Linked DNA regions of Homo sapiens: region 2 is linked to region 1. A link is a loop called in an ENCODE intact Hi-C map of the cell type or tissue named here. Cell type or tissue: dorsolateral prefrontal cortex. All regions are shown on one strand. Links, peaks and the distances in the headings refer to the core of each region. The heading gives the core; the rest is flanking DNA. Region 1 holds the start of PLPPR1 (phospholipid phosphatase related 1). Region 2 overlaps PLPPR1 (phospholipid phosphatase related 1).

Evidence for each region. A loop is a pair of places that touch in the nucleus more often than their neighbours do. Peaks named below come from ENCODE experiments on the same cell type or tissue, not always from the same donor. Only the 100,000 strongest peaks of a DNase experiment are listed, where the experiment ranks them.
Region 2: it touches region 1 in a loop (2.3-fold over the local background); 1 of 110 quality-filtered maps calls a loop at or near these places.

Annotation. Positions count from the first base shown.
Region 1 is chr9:101,024,307-101,035,463 of GRCh38, reverse strand. It overlaps PLPPR1 (phospholipid phosphatase related 1), which reads right to left and starts at 6,737. Exons shown (of 8, transcript NM_207299.2): 1 at 6,362-6,737. In dorsolateral prefrontal cortex, for the core only: no CTCF peak of the experiment used is centred there; DNase peaks (open chromatin) are centred at 5,675 and 6,793; H3K4me3 peaks cover 3,656 bases; H3K27ac peaks cover 3,375 bases; H3K27me3 peaks cover 1,450 bases.
Region 2 is chr9:101,091,997-101,103,153 of GRCh38, reverse strand. The region is part of intron 1 of PLPPR1 (phospholipid phosphatase related 1); the gene reads right to left. Among named protein-coding and RNA genes, the nearest start is that of PLPPR1, 69 kb to the right of the region's middle. RefSeq lists enhancers at 3,844-4,413, 4,414-4,985. In dorsolateral prefrontal cortex, for the core only: no CTCF peak of the experiment used is centred there; no DNase peak of the experiment used is centred there.

The sequences.
Region 1 (11,157 bases), core at 1,069-9,068:
AAAGAAAAATCTCATGGGGGTAACTGTAAGAAGTTTAGTTTGGATGAAACATTAATAGGATGGATGGGGGGTAAAAAGTCTTTGATTATAGCACAGTAATAGAAGTATTTGCCAGAGTATAATGCAAAGACACAGAGTTATGAGTCAAACCCGGGTTGCAGTTCCTGCCCTGCTGCCAAATAGCTAGATGACAGAGTTTCCACATCCACTGGGATTCTATTTTAGAACACATGACAAATTTTTCCATGAAGGGAGGCATTTAATTTCCTACGGAATGTTGTAAATCTCACATTTGAGATATTTACAGTTTATGTCCCTCAGTACCAAAGAGGTGCTGTAATTAATACAAGTAGTCGTTTCCCTAAAACAATCTGCTAAACAGCTAAGTCCCTGTTGTCTGATGCCTATGAGCCTGAAGGTGCAAAGACTAGGCTAAACGCAAGCAAACTTTCATCTTCCCCAGACAGGTGTGAGAAGTGGGCAACTAGGCAAGTGTTATTGGCAGGTACTTCCAGCACATGTCTACTCTACCTAGGCTTATGACAGCCGAGCTGGTCTGCGCCTGCCATATTTGTGTCTGCTGATTTAATTTCTGCACTTAGGAAGACAGGATTCAAGCCAACTATTTATAACCAACCCCCCCGCCCCCAAATTTTTTAATGAATGCAAAAGCACACCATCTCTTGAGTCCTGAGCATAAAGTCAAAGCTTTATGTTTTTAACCTCACTGCTATCACACTTAATACTCTCCATTTATTAGGTACTTACTCTGTCCGACCTTTACAACAAACTCAGTTAATCCTCACAAACCTCTGCAATGGGATCCATCTTAAAAGCAGGAGTAATTGAAAGCACAGAGAAGTAAACTGTGTGCCCAAAGTCGCACAGTTTATAAGTGGCAGAGCCAGAATTAAGAATTCATTTAATTTAGAATTCTGAATCAATTCAGAATTAATTCAGGTTAACAGCCTAACTCTAGAGCCTGTGCTCTTAACCGCTGTGCTACATAAACAAGTCAGGCTCATCAGCCTGCATGCCCAAGTGGTACCATTGAGGTATGGCACTCAGAGGCTCCTTAAGTTTCCAGGACATTCAAGGATCTGAATTCTCTGAGTTTTAGAGGACTCATTTCAGTCATGTAGTTGTGGGGAAGAAGAGCATCTGCTGTATCTGTCCTCAAATATATCTTTGCATGCTCTTGGAGAAAGGCATCCTTTCTCCTCTCTCTCTCCTCTCCTGTTCTCATTTCCCAAACCCTTTGTTCTTAGACACTAGCTGGTTCCATCTGCTCCCTTTTGATAAAAAATGCACTTGAGACTCACTGTACCTTCTCACTGTACCTACAGCCCCATAACTCTTTCCCCTGCTAGACTTCATAAGTGACTGATAGTTACGCATTGCACGTTTTTTTTTTCCTCCCATTCCCCACTGAACTCTCTGAAATGGTTTCTGAGCACACTGCTATACTAAAATTGCTTTCCTAATGGTCACCAGAAAACTCTTTTTCATTGTCCTTTTTCAGTTCCCTACTTTCAACCTTTTCAAACTCCCCTCACTTAAAATCATCCTGGTAATTTATACATTTGATGAAAGGAAATTGCTTGTACAATTATGAAAATGGGCTTTGAGACCTGACTCTGATACTTTGTAACTTGGTAGCTATGGACAAGCTACTGGGACCTCTCTGTTTCAGCTGCTTCAGCTGTAAAGTGGGAATAGGAGTCATAGGTGTTGTCAAGATTAAATAGGATTCCACGTGGAGGCATTTAAACAAGTCCTGGCACAGTTGGGACTGTTTCTGTGAAGTCTGAGCACTCCTCATGGTTCCCTGAGGCTTTTGCTTTCATGCCAGTTCTTTTCCTTCTTGTCTGAGTATTCACTTCCTATGCTCTTTCCTGGGGCTTATTTCTCTCCTTAATCCCTATATTTTGCTAAATGCTGAAATTTAGTCTTTGGCTGTATGGTGTCCTTCTCTTCCCATCTTCTTCCCTAATAAAAATAATACTTGGCATTTACTATGAAATCACTAGATGCTGGGATCTCTACTAATGCTTTCCAAGATGTTCTGGTGTCACCCCAAAATCAATTTCTGCAAAACAGCATTAAGCCTTTTACTTTCCTGAGCTAACCTCCTTCCCCATCCCTCTGTCACCATCAATCCAGCTACCAATGGTCAAACCCGAAGTGCTATCTTGGATTTGCCTTCTGTTGCACTCCCTGTAGTCAATTTGAAAACAAACTCTGACTATGTTTTTTCCCCATTCTGGCATCTCTTAATGGCATTTTCAGATTGAAATTCAACATGTTTGGGCTTGGTTCAGTAAGGGACCTAGTTCCTGGGTCTGCAGTGTTGATGGCTGGAACACAGATGATCTGGCCCTCATTCCAGGATGCCAAGATGCAATGAGCTCTTTAAGTGAGATCCTTATGAACTCTCTGGTGCAGATTATTTTTAAAGTTTTCACAATGTATATTAAATCCGGAAATTCTGACAAGAAAGGGGGAAAAGGGAATTTATACACACTGCCATACTACTATGTATCAGCAACTGTGCTAAATGCTGTTGCTTCCAAGATGCAGTGATGAGCTCATTTTTTAAACATAAAAAAGAGTCATGATGCTATTTCTTAGTGGCACTTCAGGGTACAGTTCTTCTTCATAGGGGCAGCTGAGAAAATATGTTTTTTGTTTTGATTTGTGGCCTCCTTGGCACATTTTAACACTGACCTCCAAGTCAGTTGATCACGTTGGAGAAATGGAAGTCATGATTTATCTTCTACTATTCTAATGCAGGAATCATCACCTCATGGCTGGATTTCTCATTCATTTATTTAATGATTCATTCAACAAATATTTATTGGGTCCCTACTCCATACCAGGCCTGTGCTAAATGCTGGTGATGCCACTGTGAATGCCTTACTCTCACAATGCAAAAAAGGCAGCTACACAAGTGAATGCCAGGAAAGAAGAGGGTGATATAGGAGCACACAGAAGAAGGAAGGCCCTTCTTATATTAGCAGGCTTTATTTCACTTGTCTTTCAGATACATCTCCTCTTGTCCACCCCTACTGCCACCACCCTCATCATTTAACACCTACATTTCCACAATAAGTTCCCTGCCTCCAGTCTCAACACCTCCAAGTCATCCTCCACACTGTAGTCACAGTCATCATTCTCTAATGCAAATCTGATCATGTCTCAAACTTTCTCAACTTTCAAACAAACACCCCTAGCCTTCCCCATAAAATTGAAGTTCTTATGCTTGGATAGTTCCATTCACACTTGATTGCTGCTTATGTCTCTTGCTTGATGTTGTGCCACTGCAAAAAGCTAAGAACCCATATCTGTCGCTACAGCCACACAGAACTACTTCCAGGCCTTTCAGAGATATTTCTGCCTGGAAAGCCCTTCTTTCCTCCTTGTCCTTGTTCAAGACTCAGCTAATGTCAAGCTCTCTGAGAAACCTTCTTGATCTTCTTACTCTCCTTGAGTTGGATGCCCTCCCTTTGTGCTTCCATGGCATTCTGAGCATATCTCTAAAAAACTCACTCTATAGCATTACTTGTTAACTGGTGTCACCCAGATGCTGTTCACCCTCAATGGCTCTAACCACATGAGATGGCTTATTGCCACCCTAATTTATCAGACACTCTCAAGTATTTCCTCTGCCTGGAATGTCCTTTCTATCCTTTCCTCCCTGGTAAAAGACTATTCATTTTTCTCAAAGATCACCTGCTCAAATCCTCCAGGGAAAGGAAAAAATCACTTTCATGCCTGTACTATTGGCACATGGTTTAACCTACAATTACAGCAGTTAATCAGATTGCATCATAGTTAAATACCTGTTACCTTGATGATTGGGACCATTTTTTACTTTCTTATCTTTTTTTCCCCAGCCTCCAGCATGTAACAAGTACTTATACATGTTTTCTGAATGGTGAGAAAATCCAGGAGGAGGGGATGAAGTGTACAGCATACACGTTAAGAGCTCATAGTACAATACAGAACCATCCTGCTTTCTATTTCATGTGTGTTCATCTTGTATTTACAACTAGAACATAAACACTTTGAGGGACAGAACTATGTTACATATTTTATATGACTTCCAATGCTAAATACAGGATAGGTGGTCAATAAATCCTTGTAAATAGAATCTAGTATAATCAAAATAAACTGATCTTGCAGATGAAGGAAGAGGAAATATATAGTAACAAAGCAAATAAAGAGCTCTAGTGAAAGCAAAAAATATTCTTGATCTTTTCTTGCCAAGGTTTTCAAAGAAAATGATGAGAGTGTTCACCATGGGATAAAAAGGACATATGCTGACAATTATAGTTAAATCCCCTCTATGCCAATTTCACTTGAAAATATTCCTGGAAAGGTCTTTACTTCCCTAGTTATTTGAAAATAAAACACTCAGATTTCTATCTTACTGAATACCTTTAAAATCATAAAAGCGAAACTATTTTAATAATAAGCATCCCTTTCCCAATTCCCCCCCACCCCCTGCTTCTTTTTTTCCTTTCTTAAAAAAGCTTTTCACCTTTGGCTATGCTTACTTATGAGTGAAGATCACTTTCATAAGTCATTTCTCAATTAATCTCACAAATATCATGCTTTCTCCCACTTCAAAGAAGTCACAAAATGTTAAAGATAAAAAGGTCCCCATCCCAAGCAGCAGAGAGACTCCCCAACCTGTCATCTCAAAGTGAAGAGAAGCCCTCACCCCCACCCGTGAGGAGCAGCAGGCATAAGTACTGGATCTGAGCTTCCGGAGTTTACTTCTTTCAGCATCAGCTTGGCTTCCAGATTCCCCATACACTTTTCCTAAAAATACAAGGCTCCTGACGTGCACAAGAGCCAAAAATGTACCTGTCTGCCCAACCCGCCTTTCAGGTACAACCAACACGTCAAGATGGAGAAACTTTCACACGAGGCACTTTCTAGACCTAAACAACTAATTTGTAAGTATGCTAAATGTTATCCCAGAAATAGTGAAGTCTTTTACGCTCCAGATGTGACATTCTAGACACCTCAAAACTAGCGTCCCACCAGAAGAATAGGAGCTGCCAACCATACAAGCAGAAGGGGCATAGAAATTCAGTGAAGGCTGTAGTGTACGTCCCCTCCAGTCAACCTCTTCCTGCCTTCATTAACCTCTAGTCACACCTCTCCTAAGTGACCATTATTTGTCCCTCTTCTATCTCCCTTTGTCCCAGTCCTGGACTCCTCACAGGCTGACCCAGTCTCTGCTGTTTCAAAAGGCCATTCGATTTGACGCTTTTCCCGGGTGCAGCGGGTGCACTGCACTCTGAGATCCCGCCCCAGTAGTAGAAAGGATTTTAGGAAATCCTTTTCTCAGGACCTTTTCCGTCGGGCCGAAGAGATATTCAGAACCGTGCCTGTCCACCAACTAGATAGCAGACACCACAGAATCTCTCCCAGGAAAGAGGTTGAAAGGAAAAAAACCCGACATCCCCACAAAGAAAAATAATAATCCAGAATCCTCCACATATTCCACACGTGCGTGTCATAAAACCCTTGGGAAATGGGTTGGGAGAGGATAAAGCCCCGTCTTCCCACTGCCGCCGCCGCAGCAGCAGCCCCTGTTCAGCTCCCAGCGCTGCCGCGATGGTGTGCGTGAAGACAGCACCTTCCCTGAGGAGGAGAGATCCTAGCGTCCTCCGTTCTAGGAGGTGATTATGGCAAGCCTGTCAGTAACTCATCATTTATCCCCGCACTGACCCGAGCCTCACCCCGGCGCCTTTGGCACCGGAGCTCGATGAGAAAGCCGAAGGCCGCCCCTCCAATTTTCCAGGTGACACACACACCCCACTATGCGCCTAGGACGCAGAGGGGTGGAAGGGAAGGATGACAGGTGCCCATGCCTGAGGGAAAATCAATGGCAACCCTTACAGCTTGGGGTGAGAAATCTCAACCCCCGCCCGGGTGGGAGGACTTGGCATCAGCTACCTGCAGGGCGCCTCCGCCTGCACACCCACCCAACGCGTGCAGGCTCGCGTTGCAGCCCGGAATGCAGTCAGGAGGGTGGAACGGGACGGAGGGAGCCTCCACGCCCCCTTTGTCTCCACGTTTCCCAGATGACATGGAAGGAAAGTTTATGAGCAGGGAGGTGGTAGCTTTCTGCTGGGTCAATCTGACACCTCGCAGGAGGCGACCCTCCCTGGGTTCGTCCTCTCCTCTGCACAGCCCCAGCGCCGCCTTCATCTGCACCTCGACACCCACAAGCAAGGCATGGGACACCTGCGCCGCCGGGTCCGGCCAGGAGCTTGCCCCGCGCTGCCCTACTGCCCCGGTGCAGAGACTTCCCCAGCGGCCCGGCTGCGGGCGCCGCACTCACCTCCCGCAGCGGAGCGTCCTCCAGTGCGCCCTACTGGGCCGTCCGGCTCCCGGGAGCGAGGTACATTCAGGCGGCGGTCCGAGACACGCTCTCCAGGCGCTGCTGCATTCCGCTTGCGTGGGAGAGCAAGCCGGCGAGCGAGCGGCGCGGGCGTGTACGAGTGTGTGTTTGTGCGAGTGTGTGCGCGAGTGTGTGTATGTGTGTGTCCGTGTTTGTGCGCGCGCCCGTGGGGCGGAGGTGCGCGGGATCACAGATGCCGCTGGGCGCCCATCCCGCGCTCTGCTTCCTCCGCTGCCTCCTCCTGGCGCTGCAGCTTGCACAGGGTCCAGGTTTCAGGATCTCCTGTTTGTTTAATGAAAGGAAAGAGCAAAAGGCTGGCGCGGAGGGGGCGGAGGAGGGGAGAGGCGGGGAGGGTGCCGGGCTGCGCATGCTCAAGAGAGACTCAGCTCTGGCTCCAGAGCCCAGACAGAGCAGAGAGAGTGAGCTCGGGGTAGAGGCAAGCCAGCCAGATTGCGTCCAGCGGCAGTCGCTCCGCGGGGTTCCCAGAAGGCAGCGGGGAAACCCCGCCGCAAAGGTGCGCCCTGCGCGGGGACTCCGCGGCGCATGCAGAGCTGGAAGCCAGTGGTGGGATCCCCACCCATCCTTGGAGACCGCTTCTGCCTCGAGTCCTCGGTAACGTGGGGCTGTCCTCTCCCGGTGTGGTTTTAGCGCTGGCGCGGGCGTTCCTGTGGGCCATTCTCTTGCTTTCTACCCTGCGGGCAACCGAGATGCGTCTCCCCAGAGGTCCAGGAGGAACCACAGGCTGCAGGTCGCCCCGAACTAAAATGAGTTTCCTGGTGTGTGCTTCTTTCTTCCCCTCCCAACTTCCACTCCTTTAAGAGCAAGAAAAGGCAACGTCCAGTCGGGTCCCACAACAGCTTTAATGGGGCGAGGGCGAGAAGGGGGCTAGCGATAACTCTTCCAAACAACAAAGGAGGAGTGGAAGGAAGGTGAGTCTCTGAGGACCCCATACTAAGCCTCCTTTGATGATAGGGGTAAATGGAAGAGATATTTGCCCTATTTAAGAAGGCAAAAAAAAAAAAAAAAAAGAACAATGGGTTCATTGTCCCCTTGCCTAGAATGCCAACGCAATTCTAGGTCTTTGTGAGGCCTCTGGCTATTTGGTAAAGTGGGAGAACTGTCAACTCGAAGAGAGTCCAGTAAGAGAACCTGAGCCTGCTATGGCACAGTAACCTGAGGCCAGGGGAGATGGCAGGTGAGAGTCGTTGCAAGTAGAGTGGAAACTTCTTGGATCAGATTGTTCTGTGAGCAAAACAGAATGGTTAGGATCCATTCAAGAGCTTCTATTTTCAATCTCTTCCCTGTTTAATCGTTCTGTCTCCCCACACACCACACCCCATTTTCTTTCCTACAGAAGAAAAGACATCCCAAGCAGGAAACTCCCTGTAAAGAGATTTCTACCTCCTTTTTATTCATTTTCTGTCCCTCCAGAAAAGGATAACCTTTGGTCCCCTCTGCTTTGGAGGAATAGAGGACAGCCTGCCTTGTGCAAATCTTTTCCAAGCTTTCATTAAAGATCACCTCTAAGCATTTCCACTTTACAGTGGAAGCGAGCAGATGCCTTCTTGCTGAACTCTGACCCACATACCATTCATCTTCCCAATAATAATGCCAAGTGACACTCGAACAGCAGGACAATTAGATCAAATCCTAGAGCACACCCAGAGGAGAAAAAAACAGCATGTCTAAATACCACCAACAAAAGTTTAGGAGAACAGACTTAGAGGAAGGAGAGAAAAAAAGGAAAGTTCTTAAAAAGAGAAAGTGCCCTGGGTGTAGTGGCAGGTTTATTTTCTCAGTAGATCCTTGAAAGAAGTAGAATTGCAGCATCTCTTTGCTTAAAGGACAAGTGAGAGTAAGTCTCCATCCACCAGGTAGGGGAGATCAGGTTCTCCTGAAGAGCAGCAAAGCCTCTATAGTGAACCATGTAGGGTATTTGGAGCTCCTCCTTCCATGCCTGTTTATATCAGGACTTCCCTTTGGTGCTCGGCTTCTTGGAAGGCATCCAAGATAGATCTGCCTTGTTGTCACGTTCCCCTCAGAACAGTAAACAGTGTTCACTAGAATTGCAAGGTGTTAGTATTGGTAGGGCCAATTGCTTCCTTGAGGCAAGATAGCCATTCTCTTTGCCCTGGTGCGTAAGCACAAGGTGAGTGACGGCTTTGAATTCATGAACTAAGAGGGGCTGGGGTTTACAGTTCACTCAATAGGAGACAATTCTAAGGCACTTCCTCCTACAATGATAAGTATCCAGGGTTGCCTGGCCAAGAAGCCCACTCTATCTGAGCCTGGCCTTGGGTGAGAGGGAAAGGGATACCACTCCCCTCAATGCTTAGGGACCATCTCTAAGCAGATGGACCTGTTCGCCATCTCAAAGCAGAAAGTAGCTCCAACAAGGTGAAGGGTGAAGGAGAATTTTTAAATGCAGAATTGCAAATAAAGTGAAATCTCTTTATGGTGTGTCTGCTAGGAGATGGTGAATGAGCAGTTCTGGAAGAGATTTTTACTGTTTGGGGACAGTAGGGAAAACACAGGGACATTAAGTGAGATGATGTACATAAAGCACTTAACATAGTGCCTACTGCCTAACAAGCTCTGCATAACCTGTAGCTCTTATTTTGGTTATTAATATTTTCATTATTGTGATAGTTTATTTTTTTAAAAAGGCTAAGAAGCTCTTTTTTCCTTAGCTTAAACAAGCAAAGCAGATTAAAGCCAAAAGCCTTCCAGTTTTTCCTTCTGGCTTCCTCCATCGCCCCCTCACTCATCACCCTGATCACTGATGTATTCAAATCCATGTAATGAAAAGCATGCTACAAAGATGTGTGGCAGTGTGAATGGGGAATAGCTCCAACTCTCACCCTTCCACCCACAAATCTAGACGTAAGTGTGAGATAGCTTTGTCTTTCAGTAACATGCCTCAAGCACTTTTTGCCACTCATGTCTCACAGTGATTAAGGACTCCTGCCTGGCAGGGTCTCTTGCTATAACACCCCACCTACATTGGAATACCAAGCTTTGTATTTTCACTTTTTTTTTTTTTTGCCTGCCTTCTAATTTTAGCTATCATATGTGTTACTCCTCCTAGGTAACAAAATGCCCAAAGCCAATTAATATGCACACATCTGCAGATGGTTTGAGATAAATTAATGGTAAGAATTTCAGTGGCTGCCAGTATTTTTAATGCTCCTTTATCACAGATTTCAGACTTAATACTCATCTGCTCTACTTAAAGAATAATCCCTAAACTTTGTACTTCCTTCTACCAACCAAGCAACATACCTAATGGCCTTATTTCCTATATCAGCAAAATAACCCAGCATTGTTGCCTGGATATATATGAAATTATATATTTTTTAATATTATATATATTAAATTATATATTTTATTATATTTTTATTACATATTTTATATATGAAATTTTATATTTTTAAAGAAAACTAGCTATTAAATTTTAAATAGAAGTAGCTATTCAAAACATAATATCCAAAAAAATTCTATAATTAATAAAAACAAGTAATAGATGAAAGGACTGAACATTAAATTCTCCCAAGTTATGGAAGCTATTGAGGTGTCTGGATTCTTAGAAAACTGTATTTTCTTATAGTTTTCTTTATGTTTACATATAGTTTTCTAAGAAAACTATATGAAAATTGCATTAGGTTATATATAGGTGAAGTAACATAACTCTGTCATGATATAGCATGTGCAAAGATTCTGCTCTGAATATTTTCTAAGAAATAGGAAATACACCATTTCCATTTGAATTGTATCCTACCTATAATTTTGGTTCTTTTCAAAAATCACTCTAATAAGACAAATAAATATATAATGTTTTCTTCCTGTAGAAATTTCTTATATATAGCAATCTTTTCTGGTTCAATAAAAATGTCAGGCCATTAGTATAAAGGCTAAACTAGTGGTTTCTTATTCCAAGAATCAAAGTGTTTCTGGAACTATCAAAAACTATTACAAGACTATCCCTATAGCCCTTTGCATATATTCTTACTGTAACTCTTAACATCAAGTTCTTTTTTTATATCTGACTTGTCCCCCCTAGGTTGGATGTAAGTCATTCAAGAGCAGAGTTTATTTCTTTTTTATGCACCTAGCGCCTTGTGAAAATAAGAAAGATGTATCTGTTCAGTAAATGTTTAAGGAGTAAATGAATAAATACATTGCCAAAAGTGAATTTATGTTGGTAACACGTTGACTTTGAAATAGACTACCAAGTACCATGATACTTGGCATTCCTTATAGATGATGAAGTCAGTAGACACTGTTTTGTGTGTGATTATCTATAAATGGGAGTTGAGATGAGAAAAGCAAATCAGGCTTCTGTAGATAGTTTTTATCCCCATGGAAACATATATATTAAGCACATTCTAATTTTTCTGGTTTAGAAAGCGAATTAGTTTTGGCTCAGAGTGTACTATTATTCAAAGGATAGATTCATGCTGGCCAAACTAATCCACCAGAATAATGTTCTAATGTATTAAACTTTGCCCCTAAGTAGGACAAAATATTTGGGTAAATCATGGTTAGAACTCTTTTTTGTCATCAAGAAAATCCAAAAAGCAAAAAGGACCACCCCCAGAACTTTACCCCCAGCATTTCTACTATAGCTGTCTTGAATGAAAGGGTCTAGTAAGAAGCTGGTTCTGTTTTCATGTAAGGGTCTAGTAAGAAGTTGGTTCTGTCTTCATGGATGGGAATTTGGGTGATGAGGAGTTTGT
Region 2 (11,157 bases), core at 1,199-9,198, 68 kb before region 1:
TAATTAAACTAAAGAGCTTCTGCACAGCAAAAGAAACTACCATCAGAGTGAACAGGCAACCTACAACATGGGAGAAAATTTTCGCAACCTACTCATCTGACAAAGGGCTAATATCCAGAATCTACAATGAACTCAAACAAATTTACAAGAAAAAAACAAACAACCCCATCAAAAAGTGGGCGAAGGACATGAACAGACACTTCTCAAAAGAAGACATTTATGCAGCCAAAAAACACATGAAAAAATGCTCATCATCACTGGCCATCAGAGAAATGCAAATCAAAACCACTATGAGATATCATCTCACACCAGTTAGAATGGCAATCACTAAAAAGTCAGGAAACAACAGGTGCTGGAGAGGATGTGGAGAAATAGGAACACTTTTACACTGTTGGTGGGACTGTAAACTAGTTCAACCATTGTGGAAGTCAGTGTGGTGATTCCTCAGGGATCTAGAACTAGAAATACCATTTGACCCAGCCATCCCATTACTGGGTATATACCCAAATGACTATAAATCATGCTGCTATAAAGACACATGCACACGTATGTTTATTGCGGCATTATTCACAATAGCAAAGACTTGGAACCAACCCAAATGTCCAACAATGATAGACTGGATTAAGAAAATGTGGCACATATACACCATGGAATATTATGCAGCCATAAAAAATGATGAGTTCATGTCCTTTGTAGGGACATGGATGAAATTGGAAACCATCATTCTCAGTAAACTATCGCAAGAACAAAAAACCAAACACCGCATATTCTCACTCATAGGTGGGAATTGAACAATGAGATCACATGGACACAGGAAGGGGAATATCACACTCTGGGGACTGTGGTGGGGTCGGGGGATGGGGGAGGGATAGCATTGGGAGATATACCTAATGCTAGATGACGAGTTAGTGGGTGCAGCGCACCAGCATGTCACATGTATACATATGTAACTAACCTGCACAATGTGCACATGTACCCTAAAACTTAAAGTATAATAATAAAATAAAAAAAAAAAGAATAAAGCTATAATAGGAACCACAAAAAAAAAAAAAAAAAAAAAGTTGTTCCTACCTTCAAGGAGTTTACAAGCTTATAGTATAATGGGAAAGCAGACAATTACATAAAAATTACTAGAAACATGATAAGTGAAAAAGGTAGTAACTTATAAACAGCATGGAAGAGGTGATGGCAGAATTCTTTTTTGGGAGAATAGTACTGCACTTGTATTTGCAAGTACTCTTTAAAGGGCTTCTAGACTGGCTTTAAAGGAAAAAGTTTAAACAGAGGAGCTCATCTGCTTTGTGGTTTAGGGTTATCTGTATTGGGTTCATGGGTTTATTCTCTAAATATATTCAAGAAATACCACAGTTCTTGAGAATCAGCTTCTATAGAATGATGAAGAATGCAGAAAAAAAAGATTTGCCCTCAAGGAGCTAATAGTTTTGTTCAAGGGTTTGAACCATATGGTCCATTGATATCTAAAGGATCTTTACATTTGTTTATCGTTTCATTCATCCTTTTATTCCATTTATTCAAGTGGATGACCATATATTCCATAAAGTGTTTCATAAGAAATTTTGGAAAGCAATAATGTCTGATGCTGAATTGTTATTGTTTCTTTTTTTTTTTTTCCATTTGAATTACCTCAGATTATCCTCAGGTCTTCAAGAAATGTGTCAACCACTGTCCAGAGCTGGTTCTGGAGCTGCAGCTGGACCAAAAGGTGACATACAGTAACAAAGATTCAGGAGCATTGACAGTAAACACTCATTTTCAGGACAGGACCACATTTCCTTTAGTATTAGCATACTAAATAAAAGAATGATAAATAAAAAGCCAGAAAACCCAAGGACACTTATTATATTTTGATGGGAGAAATATATGATGATATGTAAGTCATCACTGGCACATTAACCCAGTCCACATGTTTCTTCAGAGAGGTCCTAACTTTGATAAATCCTTAGAAGAATTCATGACTGCCATCCCACCACACAAAAAAGTCAAGAACCATTGGTAAAGAATGAGAGAAATGTAACTAATTATAACACAGAGCAAATGCTATAATAAAAGAATGCACAAAGTTCCAGCAGTAAGCTCAACAAGACACTAACAGGAATGGGTGTGCATTTCTTAAGGCTTAATTTACTTACACATACCTTTTAGTATACACAATACTGCACACTGGCTCAAAGTGTGAGTTTTGAGATCAGGCAGATCTGCATTCACATTTGATTCTCCCACTGTTTAGCTATGTTACTGTGGGTGAATTACTTTGCATTACTAACCACAGTTCTCTTAGCTATAGAATGGGGAAATAACAGTCCTAACTGTGGGGCCCTAACTATGAGGATTAAATTATAAAGAACCTGGGGAAATACCTGTGTATTATAACTGCTTGATAAATATGAACTAGGAACACAACACACACACACACACACACACACACACACACACACGGAACAAAGAGTAAATAGTTTCTGATGAACTGTCTTTGAGCTTCTCCCATATATTATCAGAAAATAATTCCTTGAAATTTCTTAAATGCTAGCATATAAAAGTGTGTGTTCTAAAATACATTTCCGTAATAATTATATTATTTTAGTGGTCAAAAATAATGATGTTGCACTTTAAGCAGGTGAGTTGAGAGAAGTGTGAGGAGTTGGGGTGGAAGACTCATACAAAGGCAGACAGTTCCAATAATACCTAGAAAATGCAGTCTTAGGTTTTTTTCACAAATAAAAATAAATAAGTAATTAGAAGGTAAAACCTAATTCTTATTCCTTTCCCAGGTCCCCCCTTTAATCCACTCAGTCTCATTAGCCTGCCTTTGCAAATGGAGATGAAATAATTTTGCATTGCAAAATAATCACTGCCACCCCAAAGGTGAGATCTTCCCATCTTCTTCACTTTCCATGTGTGACATTCTTTAAATCAGACCTTTTTATCTTTCTACTTTGCTGCGTTCTAAATTTAGTTAGGGACCCATATTAACTCATTTTTTTTTGTAAATTTCATGTTTCAGAATATTGCACGTAAGAAAAAAAATGCCTAAAATGTGATTCTTGTAAAGGAAATGATGAGCCCCTCTGACCGTATGTCAGAAAAAGAAAGAAAGAAAATAATCAGCCACCACATTTTTTTCCCAAATCTATAACTCTTTCTCATTTTACTGCAATACACTGAGAAAAAATAATCATCAGTGACTGGATCTGGGAAGCAATTTATTATTGGACATTAGTGGAAAACTCTCTTTCAGTTCTATACAGCACAGACTCCTTCACTGCTTCAAGGGGAGAAGAGGAGAAAGAAGGGCACTTTCTGGTGAGCCATATTTATTTAGTGTACTGTCATCCCTTGGTATCCATGGGGGAGTTGTTCCAGGACTTCTCAAGAATACCAAAATCTACAGATACTCAAATCCCTTACATAAAATGGTGTAGTTTTTGCATATAACATACGCATGGTCATTCTCCTGTATATCCTAAACCATCTCTTAATTCCTTATAATACCTAATACAATGTAAGCACTATGTAAGTGGCTGTCATATCGTATTGTCTAGGGAATGATGCAAAGGGAAAAAAGTCTGTACCTGTTCAGTACAGATGTAACCATCCTTTTTCTCCCCATGTATTTTCAATCTGAGGTTGGTTGAATTCATGGATGGGTAACCCACAGACAGGGAGAGCTGGATATATTTGCATTTCATGCTTTTTTTTCCCACCACAATTAATTTCTCTCAACTTTGCAATATATGTCAGAAATCAGAAAACAAATCCTTCTTCCTAGTCAATATTTAGGACATGAATATTTACCAAGTGGCTCATCACAGGATCATAGACAAAAAGGGAAACAGACGCAGACAAACAGTGCTGGGCTAGGAGGGACATTAGAAACAATTTAATTCAACTTTCTCCATCATAATAGCATTCATAGGGTTTTGTTTTGCTGTTGCTGGTTTGTTTGCATTTTACTAAGCACTTTACATGGCTTGTCTCTTTAAATATTCACATCCCCACTGACCAACACACTCCTCCCCCGCCTCCCCCCGACACACACACACCACATCCATTAGACTTATTTTATAGAAAATTGAGGTTTAGAGGGATTGAGTGACTTTCCGAGAGTCAAAGAACTAGTAATTGGTGCCTTTAGGCTTTGAACCCAGGACTGAGCAACTCCAGAGCCTGTCCTTGTATAAGAACAAGCATGTCGAGGACAGCCTTTAAACGCTCATCTATAGACAAAAGAGAAGTTAGTGAGCTCTTGTTCTCTTATATTCAAGACTCACTTCTCACTTTCCATATTTGAAAATGGAGGCCCAGAAACTCCAATTAATGAACCAAGACCACAAAAGTACCCAGTGGCATGGCCAGGATGGAACTCAGGAATTCCTGTTCCCAGTTGGTTCCTCTTGAACCACACACTTGATCCTTGACATTTACATTAAATACACTTTTCCTATTTTTAAAGGGATGCACTGTTTTGAGAGGCCACTTGCTGCTGCATCTTGCCTGCTTCCCTGATGGGTTGACTTCATTTCCCTTTCTCTTCTTTTACCCACCATTCACATGTTGATGACCCCTGGGGCTCCACATCTTTAGCCTCTTTGTTCCCCACTCATTCACTAGTCAGTCCCATTCCCATGAGTTTAGTTATCACTGACAGATCATCTCCACACTTCTGTCTTTGACCTGAACTATTCCCTGACCTCCAGACCCTAGAAGGGGTATGCAACCTCCCCTTCTGAATGTTGCAGAAGTGCCTCGATTGACTGTGTCTGATATCAAATGCATCATCCCTCCCTGTGCATCCTGCCTTCCTCCCCCATCTCATTTATTCGTTCTACCTGATACTCATGACCCACCAGGACACAAGTCCACGAGTGCTATTGAATTTTACTTCTAAAATGTCTTCTTATTCTGCCTCTTTCCACTGCTTTTGCTATAATTTAAGACCTTATCATCTGGCATAAACAGATGTTGGCAGTAGATTTCCTGCTACATTTCCAATCTATCTTCCACTCGGCCTCCAGAGTGATATTTCTGAACACAAACCAATCACATGACTTCCTTGCTTAAATCTATGCATTGATGCTCTATCACTTACTGGGAGGGGGAAAAAAAGCACCACCATGTTCAGGTTCAGTGTTATAGGCCACAAGGACTTCTGTGACCTGATGTCTCATGAACACTCTAGTCTCATTCTCTACTCCTCGTATTTTCATTATACAAATCCAAAACTACATGAGGTTCTCCAGACATGCCAAGCTATTTTATATTTTATGCTTATTGCCTTAGCTGGGCCCTCTTACAGAAATACCTCCCCCACCTACCTCTTCCTGGCATCCTGAAGAATTCCTAATCAGCTTTTGAAACAGACCTCACACGTCATCTCTTCCATCCACACATCCTCCTCTGGGTGGATTCCATTCCGAATGTGGCCATTGTTTCTTGTGTGTCTCTGGTCCTTGGACACTCGTTGCTGCATTTCCCACAGTGTATGGTAATTATTTGTATGTTTGTCTTATGATACAGACAATGAATACTTTCAGGTGTAAAACACATACATACCTTCTAGGGTTAAATCTACTCAGATGGTACTAGCACTCACTCAGATATTCCACATACCCTCAGATTTTAAACATGCTTGTTCACATGTTTGACAGAGGTATTGAGATGTAACACAGGTTCACTTATATTCTAAGCACATCATTCAAATGTTACATGTGCTCCTGTAGATGGCACAATACTTGTTTGGGTGATACATTTGTCCCTTAAATGTTAACATGTTCACTTAGATCTGACTTAGATGTTAATCAGTTCACTTGGGTGCTACATGCAGGTGTTACACATACTTAGGACAGTGGTTCTCAAAATGCACTTTCCAGACCACCAGGCGCAGCATCACCTGGAAGCTCATTAGAAATGCAAATTCTAACCTCACCCTTAATCTGCTGAATCAGAAACTCTGGGGTGAGGTCCCAGCAATCTGTGCAAGTTGTGCAGATGATTCTGGCCATGCTCAAGTTTGAGATCCACTGACTTAGATGTCACACACCCTCATTCAGCTGTTCTCCCTGCCTGTTCAGATGATGTCCTTATTCATGTGGGTGATACACATGTTCACTAAAATGTTACACATGTCTGCAGCTTTGATCTCCTGGGCTCAAGCAATCCCTCCCACTTTAGACTCCCTTGTAGCTGGGACTACAGGTGTGGGCCACCACATCTGGCTAAGTTTTAAATTTTTTTGTAGAGATGGGGTCTCACTATGTTACCCAGAGTGCTTTCAAACTCCTGGGCTCAAGCAATCCTTCCACGTCAGCCTCTCAAGGTGCTGGGATTACAGGTGTGAACCACTGTGCCTGGCCAGCTTTTCTAAAAACCATATTCACTTAGATGGCAAAGAGCTCCAACATTACACACTGATATTTATATAGCACATGTGCTTATTCAGATGTTATTCCTGAGATATTGCAAATCCTCATTAGACAGCACACATGTACATGAAAATAATGCAAATGTTCACTGTGTTGTTAACAACGCTCATTTAAATGTTACATATGTTAAACTATTCACTTTGATCTTTGATATTCATGTGCTTATTTAACTATTACCTACCCTTTTGCAGATGATACACATGTTCACTCAGGTCTTATGCATGTTTATACATATGCTTCACAAACATCTTCTGATGTTATATATGCCTATTCAGATCACTCTTGCTCATGTAGACACCGATGGATCATTGCATTATATGTGCACTCACTCAGATATTGTATCGTGTACCAGGTGTGCATTGCTAACCAATCCATGCTAGAGATGATCAAGGAGTAGCTACTGTTCTGGCCACTTCCCACTGTGATTATGTTATTCTTCTTCTGAAAGGTATACTTGGTCCTCTATGGCCCCCAGGCCCTTTCCTGATGCTGCTGGCATTCCACTGCTTTTTAAGAAGAATGTGCTGGCCCACCCATTGCCTCATCACTTTTTGTGATCTTCAGGGTAGCCCAAGCACACCACTGTTTACACAGAATTTATACCTGTTTGCCACACTCAAATACCCTCATCTACTTGAAGAAAATTGTTCCAGCAATTGTAAGGCTTTTACTGGATTTGAATGTGCTTATAACCACATCTTCTGTCATTTTTGGCAACCCACAGTCATGTAACTACAAGGCATTCCATGTTCATTCATTTCAGGGAAGCTTTTGATTGGTTCTACTTCATGATGTTACAATTGCTTTAACCACAATCAATAAGAAAGGCTTGGACAGCAACACTGGGTCAACATTTAAAGCAAAGAGTATTGATTGAGAACTTATTATGAATTCAGCCTCCTTCAGAGGCCCAGAAATACTTCTCTGTGTGTCCCAAGTGTTTCCTCCTCCAATATGCAGAGAAAGAGCTTGGTGTTTGGAGTCAGACTGGTGGTAATTTGAATCTCGGTTCCACCACTTACTCTGTGACCTTGAGAAAACCATTTAATATTTCAGAAACATGGTTTCTTCATCGTATAAAGGGGATAGTAATGCCTACCCTGAAGCTTTTATGTGAAAGTTTTATGTCTGGCACATAATATGTGATCAAGGAAGTTTAGCTTTTAAAAAAGGATTATGTTATAAGCTAAACAAAGGCAAAAATTATGCTTTCTCACATCGAAACTACCATGATACATGCAGGTAAGGTTTGGACTGGCAGCCAAGCTCCATTTATACAGGCAAACAAGCCCATCACAGTCTCAAGAAAGATCCAGACCAGGAACCTCCAAGGAGTAGTAAGGACAATGCTCAAAAGTCCAGCAGTCCAACAAACAATCAGCTACTATAATTCTACCCACAGCTGTCAGAAAACTCCTCAGCAGAAGCATAGGAAGCAGTGGGGAATGAATAGAAGTCCCAGTTATCTCAGATGTTATTCAAATAAAATCTTGGAATAGGGATTCAGTCTAAAGTACCATCCTATTGACTGAGGCACATGAGGATAGAAGAAGTGAGACTATTGAGCTTGGAAAACATGGTACTAATGGACCATTCCAGGACAGACAATTTGAAGATCTGAGAAAGGGATAGACAACTATATAAACACTGACTACAGTCACTATTCAGACACCTTACACTGGGTCAGATTAGCTGCAAGGCCATCGACAACACAGCCTGGAGCTTGTGTTCAGCACTGAGGCTTGATGCTACCAGGCACTAGGGAAGAGGATGGGGGTCCTTGAAACTTCCTGCCTAATATCAGATTGTTTCTAGAATGGAGATAGACTGAAGCCCCATGGGAGGTCACTAGTGAGCTGAAAAAAGTGGAAGCAAGAAAATGGGATTGTGGGTTGGTGACACAGTGGCTGCTAAAGTAGTTTTCCCATGTTTGCCACATTTAACTCACAATTTGGTGCTTATCAACCAAAAGGATCACCTGGCTGTATGCATTCATTCTTTAAATGAGGCAACCTATGTGCAGTGTTTAGAACAGTGCCTGACATAGACTAACGACCATATAAGCATTTTCTAATATGATGGTATTTATGAATTAATTCAACAACTATATAATGTATAGCTGCATGTTTTAGTTTTGAGGGATATAGGAAAATAAAACAGTCCTAAGCTCAAGGGATCAATAATCTATTAATCTAATCTGATTTTTATAAACATAAAAATATAAAGGAAAGAATGCCTAATTATGCATGGGTTTGGTGAGGTGGGTGTGCTCCAGAGAGCTTCTCTGGCGTGTTTGAGTGCATTCTGCATTCCTGTGTATTCAGCAAGACAGAGAAAGTAGGATGTTGCAAAAGAACACTAGCAACTGCAAAGGCACAGGAGGGTAATACAATCAGGGAAATGAAAGGAGCCAAAGATACTATACAGAGAATAGAAAAAATGCGAGCTATAGAGGAAGGTTAGAACCAGATAGCAAAGGCCTTAAGTGTCTTGATAGGAGATTAGACATAAGCCCATGGGTAATAGGGAGCCACTGAAGGTCTTTAAGAAAGAGAATGGCTTGAGTTGATTTGTCTTTTAGAAATATCACTCTGGCTACCATATGAAGAATATCCGGAGAGTGGCAAGGCAGGAAGAAGGGAGCTTACTAGAATATTCTGGCTGCAATTCAGATGGATGATGATGATGCCCTGGATAAAGGAGGAGCAGGAGAGCTGCAGATGGGAGGTAAGAGGTAAAAATTATGGGATTTGATGATCACATGAACAAGGGGTTGGGAGAGAGAACATGTATCCTATCACACTTTCAGAAAAACTGCAAGTTACAAATCAAATGTTGCATTGGAGCTGGAAACAATGGTCTGCTCCTTTGGTGAGTAATCCAGGAATGCTGGCAATGATTCACAGATTCCTGGTCATCATGCATTCTGGGCCTTGACTACTTCTGGGATGATAAAGCCCCAAGGCTGATCTAGTGAAAAGAGGTAGTCACAATCTCCATTTCATTTAAGCAAAGAAGATGGAAGTGGCTGCTATGTAGTAGTGATGCACTTACATGTCAGTTGAGTAGATGGATGAAAATTTTAAAGTTAAAGTAGAAGAACATAGGGTTGAATGCAAAATTGGTCCATGGTTGTGGCATGTTTGCTAGATGCATCAAAACAGACAAGGAACTAATTACATGACTTCTGAATAGGCAGAAGGCTGACATTCTGAAGTTTCTAAGCTCTGTTATAGCTCCCATGACCAAAATATTCAGTTAAAAATGTCAGGGCTACATATTAAGTGGGCACTCAATTGAGTGAATAAATTAATGAATGAATTTTTCTGAAATATTAAATCTAGCTTTCAAGATTCCCCAGTGATTACTTTATCGTTCATATTTTCTACATGGGCTTGGTGGCAGCCTATTAATAACTGAGAGTGTTGATTAATGGATTAGTATTAACTTGGAGGGAAGTTTCAGCATTCCCAGGTTTCTGTATTTGGCTCAATCCTGTTCAAGCTTTTAGTCTATAATTTAGATGAAAGTGCTATTGTTATTCTTATCAAATTTGAAAATGACTCAAAGCTGGTGACTTGCCTCTCTCCTTCCTTCCTTAGAAAGTAGTGAGAGTATGTCTAAAGCTCAAGCTGCCATAATAAAAGACCATAGGCTCGGTAGCAGTAGCTTAAACAACATTTATTTCTCTGGAAGCTGGAAAGTCCTAGACCACAGTGCTATTAGATTTGGTGTCTGGTGAGGGCCCTCTTCCTGGTTTGCAGATGGTCATTTTCTCACTGTGTCTTCACAAAGAAGAGAGGAAGAGTAAGCTCCAGTCTTTTCCTCTTCTTATAAGGACACTAATCCCATCATGGGGACCCTCGCCTCGTGACCTCATCTAACCGTAATTCCCTTTCAAAGATCCCACCTCCTAATACCATCACAGCGAGAATCAGGGTTCCAATAGATGGATTTTGAGGGGACACAAACAATTAGTCCGTAATAAGATGGAAGTCAAGGAAGATTTCCCTGAAGAGGTGAGCCCTGAGCCGAGATCTGGAGGATAAGCATGGACATGGGAATTCACTTCAGAGACAGGACGCAGGGTGCAATGTTCCTGCAGCACGAGGGAGTAAGGGCCCCTGGAAATGCTGAAAGGCCAGTGTGCATGGGGCACAGAGAGGTAGGATAAGGCTCAAGAGGTAGGCAAGGCTGGACTGGGCACCCATTTTATTTAATAAGGATTTAAACTATGGTGATACCCTTATTCACCAAATTTATGTTGAGAAATTACTATGTCAAATACCAGTTAGGCACTAAAAATATACTAGGAGTGATAAACTGGACAGATATGACTCCCTCCTGGTCCTGATGAAACTTAGAGTCAAGAAGAGCAGAGAGATAGTTAAATAAACAACAACAACAATAAATCACAAAATTAATAGGTTCTGAAATAGGGAAGTAGGGACATATAACAATTTGGAGGACGGGGATCAGCAGAGGCTTCCTAAAGAAAGTGACATTTAAAATGACACCTGAAAGAGAAGTAGACTTTAGCAAGACAAAGATAGAAACACAATGTGTTCTACTTTGAAGGAACAGGTGTACGGGCCCAGAGGTGAGAGAGAGCATGTTGTGCTGGAGGAAGATGAAGTTCAGAAGCAGCTGAAATAAAGGGTGCAAGGAGAGAGTGTCAAGAGAAGCAGCTGGGGATGTAAGCAATGGATACATCAAG